2 separate regions of the Homo sapiens genome follow, and region 1 is linked to region 2. Evidence: read pairs that join two places in POLR2A ChIA-PET (ENCODE). Cell type or tissue: A673. All regions are shown on one strand. Each heading gives the region's core, and the rest is flanking DNA. Links, peaks and the distances in the headings are about the cores only.

The links. ChIA-PET counts read pairs that join two places held together with the same protein. Peaks named below come from ENCODE experiments on the same cell type or tissue, not always from the same donor. Only the 100,000 strongest peaks of a DNase experiment are listed, where the experiment ranks them.
Region 1: POLR2A ChIA-PET joins it to region 2 with 5 read pairs; 4 of 35 experiments call an interaction of 5 or more read pairs at or near these places.

What each region holds. Positions count from the first base shown.
Region 1 is chr4:112,744,732-112,749,731 of GRCh38, forward strand. It overlaps a transcript of ANK2 not described here. Among named protein-coding and RNA genes, the nearest start is that of MIR302CHG, 97 kb to the left of the region's middle. In A673, for the core only: no CTCF peak of the experiment used is centred there; a DNase peak (open chromatin) is centred at 2,510.
Region 2 is chr4:112,651,556-112,658,388 of GRCh38, forward strand. LARP7 (La ribonucleoprotein 7, transcriptional regulator) reads left to right here. Exons shown (of 13, transcript NM_016648.4): 11 at 1,522-1,681; 12 at 2,513-2,604; 13 at 5,692-6,031. The coding sequence ends at 5,772. Among named protein-coding and RNA genes, the nearest start is that of MIR302CHG, 4.9 kb to the left of the region's middle. In A673, for the core only: no CTCF peak of the experiment used is centred there; no DNase peak of the experiment used is centred there.

The DNA of each region.
Region 1 (5,000 bases), core at 1-5,000, 92 kb after region 2:
AGTTTTGGCACAAATTTGTATTCCCACTTACAGAATATGAGAGTACCTGCTTTAGCAAATACTTGCCAACATTAAGCTTTTTCTCTCATTTTTGTCTTTCCCAATATAATCGTCAAAAAGCATTTCAGTGGATTAACATGTATGTCTTCATCTGTCATCAGGTTAAACATATTTTTGTAAGTTTATTAACCATTTATATTTCCTTATTTGTGAATGTCTGTTGACAGTCTTTGTCATTTTCTATTGGTGTTTTGCTCTATTGATTTGTAAGCCCTTTTTCTCTATATGTCATATGTGATCAAGTAGTTTTTTCTCAGTTGGACTGTAATCCTTTGAATTCATTTATCATATGTTTTCTTTATTATTTGTAAGCAGACAGTCAATTTATCAGCCTTTTTCTTCCTTCATTGGTTACTTCTTCCTTGACTAATTCTAAAAGAAAAGTATTACATACATTCACCTATTATATAGGTCACAACACAAACACATCACATAAACACATCAAACATAAATTCCGACATAAAAACTATCATTCTTTTTTAAATCTATTTTTATTTTCTTACTTTTTAATTTTTGTGGGCACATAGTAGGTGTATATATTTATGGAGTATATGAGATACTTTGATATAGGCATGCAATGCGTAATAATCACATCAAGGTAAATGGGGTATCCATCACCTCCAGCATTTATCCTTCTTTTATGTTACAAACAATCCAATTATGCTCTTTTAGTTATTTTTAAATGTACAATAATTTATTGTTGTCTGTAGTCACCCTGTTGTGCTATCAAGTACTAGATCTTTTTTTTTTTTTTTTTTTGAGACAGAGTTTCGCTCCTGTTGCCCAGGCTGGAGTGCAATGGCACGACCTCGGCTCACTGCAACCTCCACCTCCTAGGTTCAAGTGATTCTCCTGCCTCAGCCTCCCAAGTAGCTGGGACTATAGGCACCCACCACCATGCCTGGCTAATTTTTGATTTTTAGTAGAGATGGGGTTTCTCCATCTTGGTCAGGCTGGTCTCGAACTCCTGACCTCCGGTGATCCACCTGCCCTGGCCTCCCAAAGTGTTGGGATTACAGGTGTGAGCCACTGCGCCCGGCCCCAATTACTAGATCTTATTCATTCTATCTAAATATATGTTTGTATCCATTAACCATCCCCACATCTCTCCCCCTTCCCCACTGGCTGCCCTTCCTGGTCTCTGATAACCATTTTTCATTCTATTTCCATGAATTCAGTTGTTTTAAATCATTCTTGTTGTTGTTATTGTTGTTTTTTTTCAATAATCCTGTCCTCTCACTCACCTACCATCCCCTTCTATCAGCCCTTTAAAGGAATCCACTATATTTTCAATTCTATAGTGACTCTTAAAGAGATTTTGGAAGTTCTTAGACAGGATTACATATATTTAGGATGACAATTAAATTAGCAAGTATGGCCAGCTTTTATTGATCATCAAAATGTACAAGAACTAAAACAATTGAAAAATTATATTAATCTTGAGTAATTTTCTAAATATATTTAAAGAGAACACTATATATGTTTAATTTCTATTAAAACTGCTTTCTTAGTGCTTACATATGATACAAACAAAAAAAAGTTCAAATGTTGTTTGGATTGTGGTGGTAGAGTTATCTTGGGGGTTAGAAAATCCCTAACCCAGGTACTCAGGAGGCTCAGGCAGGAGAATCGCTTGAACACGGGAGGTGGAGGTTGCAGTGAGCTGAGATTGCACTACTGCACTCCAGCTTGGGCAACCGAGTGAGATGCTGTCTCAAAAAAAAAAAAAAAAGAGAAAAAGAAAATGCCTTTTTGAATACAGACCTCCTCCTAACATGCATAATTTTCTGGATAAAGGAAGCTGTCATTATTTTCTTGAAGTGATACAGATGATGTGCTCCTTAGCTTATCACATGTTTTAGTGTTAAATAAAATTTGGTTTCATCTGCAGATTTGTAAAATAGAAACAAACAGTTAACACATTAATCTAAAGGAATGTCTTCATTTTAATAACTTCAAAATAGTTTTGAATTATGTATTAACTTACATTTTAATCATGCATAATAGGAAAGCTGGATGAAGCTTATTAAAATTATTCCTTGACATATTCAATGATAAAAAAGACATGCTTTTGTGATTTTTCTGCAAATACTTCAAATATATTCAAATATCCAATTTTAAGCAGTAGAACTAAGGCTGTATAACTGTGGTCACGCATTTACGAAATCCCTAAAACAAATTTCAATTTCTATTATATTATTTCAGGAATTAAGCACAGTTAACAATGGTATCAGACTCACAGCAGATGACATTACCTTTGCAGTTTTCTAAAAAAGAAGGGAGCAACACCAACCTTATCTCTTAAGGTTGAGGAATTCCTAACAGCATAAGTCATAATGAAGAGTATCAACATCCTGAGGTGACACATTCTTTAGCCAAAACTCTGTGGGGATTTTCAAAGTGGGAAATTCTTTTGTGTCTTTGAAACCAGGCAAATCAAAGGAATTTATTTTAATCTGGCTTAAGTCCAGGCCAGTGAGTGGCACTAATAAGGAACAAACACATTAGCACCAAAAGGAAATGATCATTAGAAAAGAAATCTTAATCTGTCCATAGCCCACAGGCTGAGATCTCCAAAGCCTTGTCACGGGACTTTAAATGTAAAAATCACATTCAAATGTGTAAAATGATAATGTACAAGAATATTTACATGTGAAAATTGGTGGTTTATGTGCATAATTGGTTAGCTGAATACCTTTTTGTTGGGAGTAGGGGGTGGAGTTCTCCTAGGAACTCTTGAGCTTGTGAAAGAAAAAGGAAGAGAAAAGTTTTATGTGAAAGCACTACATTTAAGAGTGGATTCATTTTTCAAATTGAAAGTTAAATATTAAGTTCTGAGAATTAAGTAAATTGGTTCTGATCTGATTTATTTTAATGGTGGTTCTCTAATTTCTGGTTTTACTTTCTGGAACATCAAGAATATTGAGAATTAAAAGAAGGTGGGAAAGGGTGACAGGACAGGAGTAACAGAAGACATTAAATACCAGACTTTAACCCTCCAGTCTCCTAGGGTTGGAAAGGAGAAATATTGTGAGATAAAAGTGAGAAGTTGGTAAGGATTTCTGAATATGTGATAACTGCTGGGGTTATCAAAATAGTCCTAGCAAAATGGGTTTATAGTTTTCTATTCTAGAGAGTTCCTTGAAATGTCATCAGATGTATATTTACTAATTTTTTCCATTGATAAAAGGATTTGGCTATCATCCTAGATTATAATGTGTTCTACATTAGCTATTGAGATGTAGTAAAAGCTGTTTTCATACATTTTTTGTAAGGCATCCTCCAAGTGATTCAATATCTGCAGTGCATCAGGAAAATGTGGTGATTAATATTGTATGATGTAGAACACGAAGAGCTCTTCTTTCAAGGAGCTACCTTAGGCAAAAAACAAAGTTTTAAAATCTGGAACTGAACACCACCAAATGTGCCTATACAGACAAACATGCTTACCATGTAATAATGGTTATACAGCAAATTAAAGTGGTTATTGTGGGTTTTATAGAGTAAATATGGCACAAATGAAAAATCAAATTCAGGGTCCTCAAGCAGTGGTAGATGTAATTCAGTCTTGTTAGACTTGAGCCTGCTATGGAAATGTAGAGAACATCCTCATAACAAGCCTAATGGAACATATTTCTTTTAGGAATGTGAGTGACCTGGTGTCCTTAATTCCTGGAGAGGCATAGCTTAATGACATATTATTTTCACCTTTACCTGATTTTTTTCTAGCATGCTTTATGTTTATCTTATGTTAACCTATAAGGCTATGCTAATTTTATGCACAGACAGCACATTCCTGTTTGACCTTATTTCCCTTCCTCTAACTCCTGCAGCTGTTGGGCCTAAAGTTCCTCACAGTGTAATTTTGTGCTGGATGTGGTCTGAGGATGGATGAATCCAAGATACTCAAATACATATTTTATGGTCCCCTGAGGCAAGGCAATTGAAAACCACTTGATTGGAGGACATTTTGAAACACACCCATGCTTTTAAAATGCTTTGAATTATTGGAAACAAGAATTGCAGATATTCAACTTAGTAAACAGCAGCTGGAGGTAGAGATTGTCCTTTAAAATAAAGTCAGTGGACGGACCTATGATTTTATTTATTTATTTATTTATTTTGTAGATGGAGTTTCGCTCTTGTCACCCAGGCTGGAGTGCAATGGCGCAATCTCAGCTAACTGCAACCTCTGCCTTCCGGGTTCAAGCCATTCTCGGGCCTCGGCCTCCTGAGTAGCTGGGATTACAGGCGTGTGCCACCACGCCCATCTGATTTTTTTATTATTAGTAGAGACAGGGTTTGGCCATGTTAGCCAGGCTAGTCTCGAACTGCTGACCTCAGGTGATCCACCCGCCTCGGCCTCCCACAGTGCTGGGATTACAGGCGTGAGCCACCGCGCCTGGCCTGACCTATGATTTTAAGTCATCTTTGATCAAGCATGCATCCTTCTATGCTACCTGTACATTGAGCAGTTATCACCATTTGTAATGTTACCAGTGATATCATTGGTAAAGTATGGGAGGAAAAGCCTGAGTCTCAAGAGTAACGTGCATGTAGGGGTTTCAAGTCTCTGGTGGGAAAAAATGTTTTGAATGACTTTGTACTCAGGCATAAAAATAGATCCATAGATATTAATGGCAATCACTTGTTTATGGACCCAACTTTGGAATTTTGGGAGGAAAGTTATATTCAGAAAATGTATGGAAACTCATGAGCTCTTTACTCCAGACTTTTTCAGAGTCAGCAGTCACCAACCCTGGAGGGCTTATGAGAGAGATGGTCTCCTACTGAATAGTTACTGGATTGAGAACAGTCACAGCAGTGTTTCCTAGGATTGTACCATGATGTTTGTGGAAAGTGATAGATAATAATGAAGCAAATTTTAGACACTGAGATTTATCATAGAACATAACAGTTGCTAAATTTTGGGATTATCT
Region 2 (6,833 bases), core at 725-5,724:
ATTAAATAACTTCTGTTATTTAAAGGGTAACTTTATCAATTACAAATTCATCATTTATGATCATCAAAATCATAAAATCAATCCCTGCATTAATCCAGTTAGTAGTTACTTACATTTTGCTGAAACAAAAACTGAGCTGTGTTGGTTACAACTGTCTGTGACTTGCCCATGTGATTACCAGGCTAATTTGTCATTCTATGGGTTTTAAATTCTAAGGGTTTTAAATCAAGAGATTAGCCTGACATTATAATGGATATTTAGTATATATCTTTTGAGTTGTAGTAATTGAATATGCTCAAAAGTCAGTTATAAAACTCATTACTACTACTGAATGCATTCAAATTTCAACAATACTGAGTTTTTTACTTGCTTTATATCTAAATTTGGTACTAATTAACTAGGTAAAGAAGTGGGAAGGACTAGCAAGTGTAAGTCTCTGCAGTTTTTTTTTTTTTAATTTGGCAAACAGTTACTAAATGCCTGTTTTGTGATAGTTGCTGAGTGTTGGGATGAGTTAAGATCTAGTCCCTGGCTTCTAGAAACTCACAGATTTTATTATATATTTTTTATTATTAACTGATAAACTTTTCTTATTCTATGATGAAATAATACTTCCAGGTATTGCTCAGTTCTTTCCGTAATTCAAACATCTAAAAATTCAACATCTGAAAGTAATGTAAATTAGTTATGTCTGAAATTTTAGGTCAAAACGAAAGGGAGGCAAGATAAATAAGATTTCCCCCCCCCCCCCATTTAGCAATCTCCAGTTACTTCTTTAGCTTTATGAATGGAAGTTGATGAATTAGGAATTAGTGTAACATTCCTGCATAAATGCATTGTATACTCTGTAAAACCTGCTGTGAAAAAAAAAGTTGATTAAGAATGCAGGAATCTGGTTAATTTGCCCTCACAGCAGGCAGTGTAGGTAAAACTTTTCCTTGCTGGGTGACCACAACTTGTTTAGAAGAGGTTACTTAGGTATTTTTTTCAGAAAGTAAGAGCTCTTGAACAATGTGGAAATCTAGTATTTTAGGTTTGGTTAAACTGTTTTTCATGAGTTGTTATTAAAAGTGGAATGATTTGTACACATATTTTAAAGTCATAGTGATTTTCTACAGGTGAGTAAAAACAAACCTCCCTTAATCCTTTTTTTTTTTTTTAATTTTATTCCTTATACTACTCCCAGATGTGAACGCTTCCTGATTTGGGGGTTGGGGGACACTATTTCTGCTTTCTGCTCTATAAATCTGTTGTCCTTATAGAATATTCCCATTCTAGTGCAGATTTTAAGGATGTGATTTCAAGAAAATAAATGAAAATAAATTACTAGAGTTGATATTATTCAAATCTATTTTTAAGAACATGCTTTACAGGAAATATTTGATACAGGATATTTGCTCCTCATTAGACTGCAAAATGCTTTATTTACATAATATATTCTGGCATAACCATTGGAATAGTTTTAGAATTATTGTGAAACTTTTTAAATTTTATTTGTCTTTCTACTTAACTCTAATGCAGGATACTTTGGCAGCAATCTCAGAAGTTCTTTATGTTGATTTGCTAGAAGGGGATACAGAATGCCATGCTAGATTTAAAACTCCTGAGGATGCTCAAGCAGTAATAAATGCCTATACAGAAATTAACAAGAAACACTGCTGGAAACTCGAGATCCTTTCTGGTAAAACTTCATAGACGTTTCCTTTTTTTTTTGTTATCATCCTTATTGTGAGTAATATATTTTCTGAGTTTGGCTAATGAAACTAGTTTTTTTTTTTTGGTCTTGCTCTGTCGCTCAGGCTGGAGTACAGTGGTGTGATCTCAGCTCACCGCATCCTCCACCTCCCAGTTTCAAGCAATTCTCCTGCCTCAGCCTCCAGAGTAGCTGGGATTACAGGCGTGTGTTACCACGCCCGGCTAATTTTTATATTTTTATTTTATTTTTTGAGACAGAGTTTCGCTCTTGTTGCCCAGGCTGGAGTGCTGTGGTGCGATCTCGGCTCACTGCAACCTCTGCCTCCCGGGTTGAAGTGATTCTCCTGCCTCAGCCTCCCAGGTTAGCTGGGATTACAGGCATGTGCCACCATGCCCCGCTATTTTGCATTTTTAATAGAGACGGGGTTTCTCCATGTTGGTCAGGCTGGTCTTGTCTCGAACCCCGGACCTCAGGTGATCTGCCTGCCTTGGCCCCCCAAAGTGCTGGGATTACAGACATGAGCCACTGCACCAGGCAATTTTTATATTTTTAGTAGAGAAGGGGCTTTGCCTTGTTGGCCAGGCTGACCTCTGGTGATCCTCCCTCCTCGCCCTCCCAAAGTGCTGGGATTAGAGGTTTGAGCCACCGCACCTGGCAAAACTAACTATTTTTTTTCTATTCTGTAATATGTGTAAAGTAGCATTAAATATAATCAAAAACTGTCCTAGTTACTATTATTGAGAATGTAATGCCTTGAATATGGTTTTTCAGATATGTTCTTCTTTTCATCCATCAGAGTCTTTGTTTGTTTTTAAGGTGATCACGAACAAAGGTATTGGCAGAAGATTTTGGTTGATAGACAGGCAAAACTTAATCAGCCTCGGGAAAAGAAAAGAGGCACTGAAAAGGTAATTGATTCATTTTTGTTTTTTTAGACTAAACTTTCCTTGAACGTTTAATGCCAAAGTCAGTACTAGGTAGTCATAAAATGATCGTAGTTTTGCTATTACCTAACAAAAATTTACTGAGTATATACTATGTTTTAGGTTGGGAGGGAAAAGTCATTTCTCTAGATTTCAAAATGTATGAAATTGAATTATTTTTCTCACAAGGATACATAATTTTAATTTAGATTTTTTCTTTTTAACCAGTGATATACTTTAACAGTCTTGATATCTGGCTGCTATGTCTTGTAGTTTGGTGATAAATGATTATAGAAAGATTATCTTCATGGTAAAAACACAATGTATTCAGAATGTAGTTTATAAAGATAGGAGGCTCCATAGATAAGATGGAGAGACTTTATGCATAGTGTTTCCTATAGCAACGATAAGCTTTATTCCTCTTTCTCTAAGATAGTAGGTAATACAAACAAGCTTAAATAATTTAAAGCAAGCCCCTCTTTCAGTAATTTTATTTTTCTGTCACTTAAAATGATACTGGTCTGATCAGTAGTGGAATCACACCTGGGAATAGCCACTGCTTTCCAGCTTAGGCAACATAGCAAGACCCTGTCTCTTAAAGTTTTAAAACAAATTATTATACATGTAAAGGTTAGTACATTTTAAAAGTGCCTGGAACAAAGTAGGGTACATAATACCTAATATTAACTACAGTCATCAAAATTTAGAAATGCATATTATAAAAGTGTAAGAAAAATGAAAAAGATGAACTTCCTTTTTTGTTAGGTGAGCAAGTTAAAAGTCCTATTTCCTGTAATCTAAGCTTGTTGATTTGGGGTCATATTTATACAAAAAAAAAAAAAAACTAACTTAAAAAGCAAGTGTTTTTCATCAACCTTCTTCTACCATTGCCCAGAATTTATCGTGATTTGTGGGGAGGTGTGAATTTTGTTTCCTTGAAAGGAGACTGAACTTGCTGTGGTGGGGAAGCCTCCTGTGCTTCCCAAGGATTCTTTCAGGGATATGAGGTGTTAATTTCAAAGCCAGTTTGAGATTATTCAAATGTTAAAATCACTAATCCAGAACTGGTAACTGAAGTGAAGTCACTTTGTTAAATAATACCCTTCTAATTGGTGTGAAATTTCATTTAGATTTTATATATTTTTAAAACTAGGAATAAACCTTTTATTTTTCATTTTAAAAATTTAGAGCTCATCTTTGACTAGGAAGTTCTTAAATTGAGTTGGAACACAACTCAGTTATGACGTCAGGATTGTCGTTAACGCAATTTGTTAAGTAGCTATGGAAGTAGCCAGTTGACTCTTGTCGTGAAATGAAACGGAGGTTAACACAGAAAGTAAGTGCTGTGCAAAGCTTGTTGGAAAAAAGGAGTAGACCATAATTAGTTTAGCCAACTTGTTTGCTAGTTAATTCAGCTAATGATTTTTGAGTGCCTTGTGTTAGGCACCATTCTTGGAACCTGGGGTAAAGCCATGAATCACAAAGTCCCCTACTTTCATGAAGCTAACAGATAAACAATATAGTTTAGGTGATGACCAGTGCTAGACAGAAAAATAAAGTGTATTGCAGGAGAGCATTGTAACAGCTGAGGTTGTCTGGAAAACTCTCTGCAAAGGTTATGTTACAGCCAAGACCCATAAGGAAGTGAGCGAGTAAGCCCCAGTAAAGTTTAGAAGTATAGCTTTTCAGGCAGAAGCAAAGAAAATGCAGAGACCGGAAGGGAAGACTGTCAGGGACTAGAAGACCAGTGTAGTTGGAGTACTAGGAGCATCTTAGTAAGTAATGGAAATTGCTTAGAAAAAAAACTAGTAGAACATCAGTGAATCTGCCAAAAGGTTACATAAATACCTTACTGACCTGACAGCCCAATATTTCTACAATAGTGTTGTATTTGGCCCATAATTGAGTAAAAGTAAAAAAATTCTGGCTCTTAATATTCACATTATGGGGCCAGGCACGGTGGCTCATGCCTATAATCCCAGCACTTTAGGAGGCTGAGGCTGGTGGATCACTTGAGGTCAGGAGTTGGAGACCAGCCCGGCCAACATATTGAAACCCTGTCTACTAAAAATACAAAAATTAGCCAGCTGGCACGCACATGTAATCCCAGCTACTGGGGAGGCTGAGGCAAGAGAATTGCCTGAACCTAGGAAGTGGAGGTTGCAGTGAGCCAAGATGGCGCCACTGCACCACAGCCTGGGCAACAGAGCAAGACTCTGTCTCAAAAAAACGAAACTAAAATAATATATTAAACACAAGTAAATTAAATTAGTGATGTATCACAAAAGATCAAGAAGATGAAGGAAAGGTCTGCCAAAAGGGATGTCTCCTATTCATTTTGCTAGCCTAAATCTTTGTAGTATGCCCTATGATTTTGAACACATTGGTAAAAATAGATAACAGCTACTAGAGACAGAATGAAGCTTATTTCTCTTTGGCTTTTAAAACATTTGAATTCTTTTCTGTAAAAATTACTGATACTCAGCAGGTAAAGGCAGAATTTATAAAATTTGTGAACAGCAGCATGGGTATGATAGAGTTCTAAACATCTTTGGATTTTAATTCACCTCAATGATGAATAATAGGCTTTTAGTTTAATCTAAAAGTGAATTCCTTCCAATTGCCATATGGTACCAAACACTTTAAAACTATTTAAATGAATACTCATTAGAATCTATATTTTTTAGAGAAAAAGATTTGCATTTACTCCAAAGTTTAATATTTTAACTTTTTTTTCTCAAGGAAGCTTTTGGAATATTTTAGACATTTTAAACAGTTTTCTTTTTTATTCTGTGTAATTTCATTTGCCTTCCTTAAAAATATTCAACAATTTATGTAAGGGTGTAAGAAATAGGAAATAGTAAATAGCCTTAATAACAGATTTGATTTGTAATTGATTTGACCTGAGCATAATTATCTCATTTGTCATCTTCTCGCTGTTTTTAAAAAATTTCCATTTAAGCTGATAGCTGTGAAATTTTTTCTAGTCATAGTTTTGTGTGTGTGTGTGTGTGTGTGTGTGTGTGTTTTGAGTATCCAATACATTTTAATTTTTGATTTATTTCTCTTTAGTTAATCACCAAAGCTGAAAAGATTAGACTGGCAAAGACTCAACAAGCGAGTAAACATATAAGATTTTCTGAATATGATTGAAAAAAAAAACAGTTCACCTCTTAATACTTCACAAGATACTTGAGCTGTTCTTGGGAGATTCACTTTTATTATGGTAGCACTGCATAATTAATGTGTTTTTAATTAAAAGAAATATCTTTGTTCCTCAACTTGTAAATAAGACTTTTTTCTAGAGACAAATATGATGTATACCACAATTTTTCTTAAACATTTTATTTGTTGAAATTATCTTAGATGTCAGTGTCAGGTGATTTAGTAAATAAATGTGTTTTGAACATTATTTGGAAATGTGTTGATTTTGTTTTTATACTGTAAAAACAAAACATAATTGCAAAAATACTACATGAATATATATAAAGTTTAGAGAAATGTTTAACACTAAACTCTCACTGTACTTAGTTTGTAACTTGCAATACCTTCAATACCTTTTCATGTTGATTTATACAGACATGTTTAATAGTTCATTCTATTCATTCCACTTTGCCTATCTGAGCTTCCATTGAACAATAGACCATAGGGATTGGTTCTAATTAAAATGTTAAATTTTTAAAAGAATTGAGTTTCTTCATAAATCAAGTTAAATGTTTTGTTTTGGTTAGACAAAATAAAATGTATTAGGTGCTATTAGCACAAGAAGGAAAAAATAGAGGAATCAACCTTAGGCAGAACTGAGCTCTGTTATTTTATTCAGGAAAATCATGGGAGTGAAGCATTTAAAGCCTTCCCAGAATTGAACTTAACTGGGTCCATACAGGACTGTCATCTTAATCTCTTATCAAAATCTCAAGGAAGTACTCTGGACAGCCATGGAGTTAATTTCATTGGGCTACAAACCAAATCCTGAATCTGTCAGCTTTATCCAAAATTGAGGGTCTTATTTGGCCACCCCCTTCCATGGATTGTGGAGAGGCTACAATCAGGATCTGTTCACTTCTATAAGCCAAATATTTGAGGAGATTGGCCATCTCACTGGTTGGAGTGACAGCTAATTGCTACAAAGTTAGTGCCATGGCAAGTTCCCACTCACCCGCTCCATGAAGTTTTTCTCTTTCCATGAAGGAAAGCTAGCATATGCATTTTCA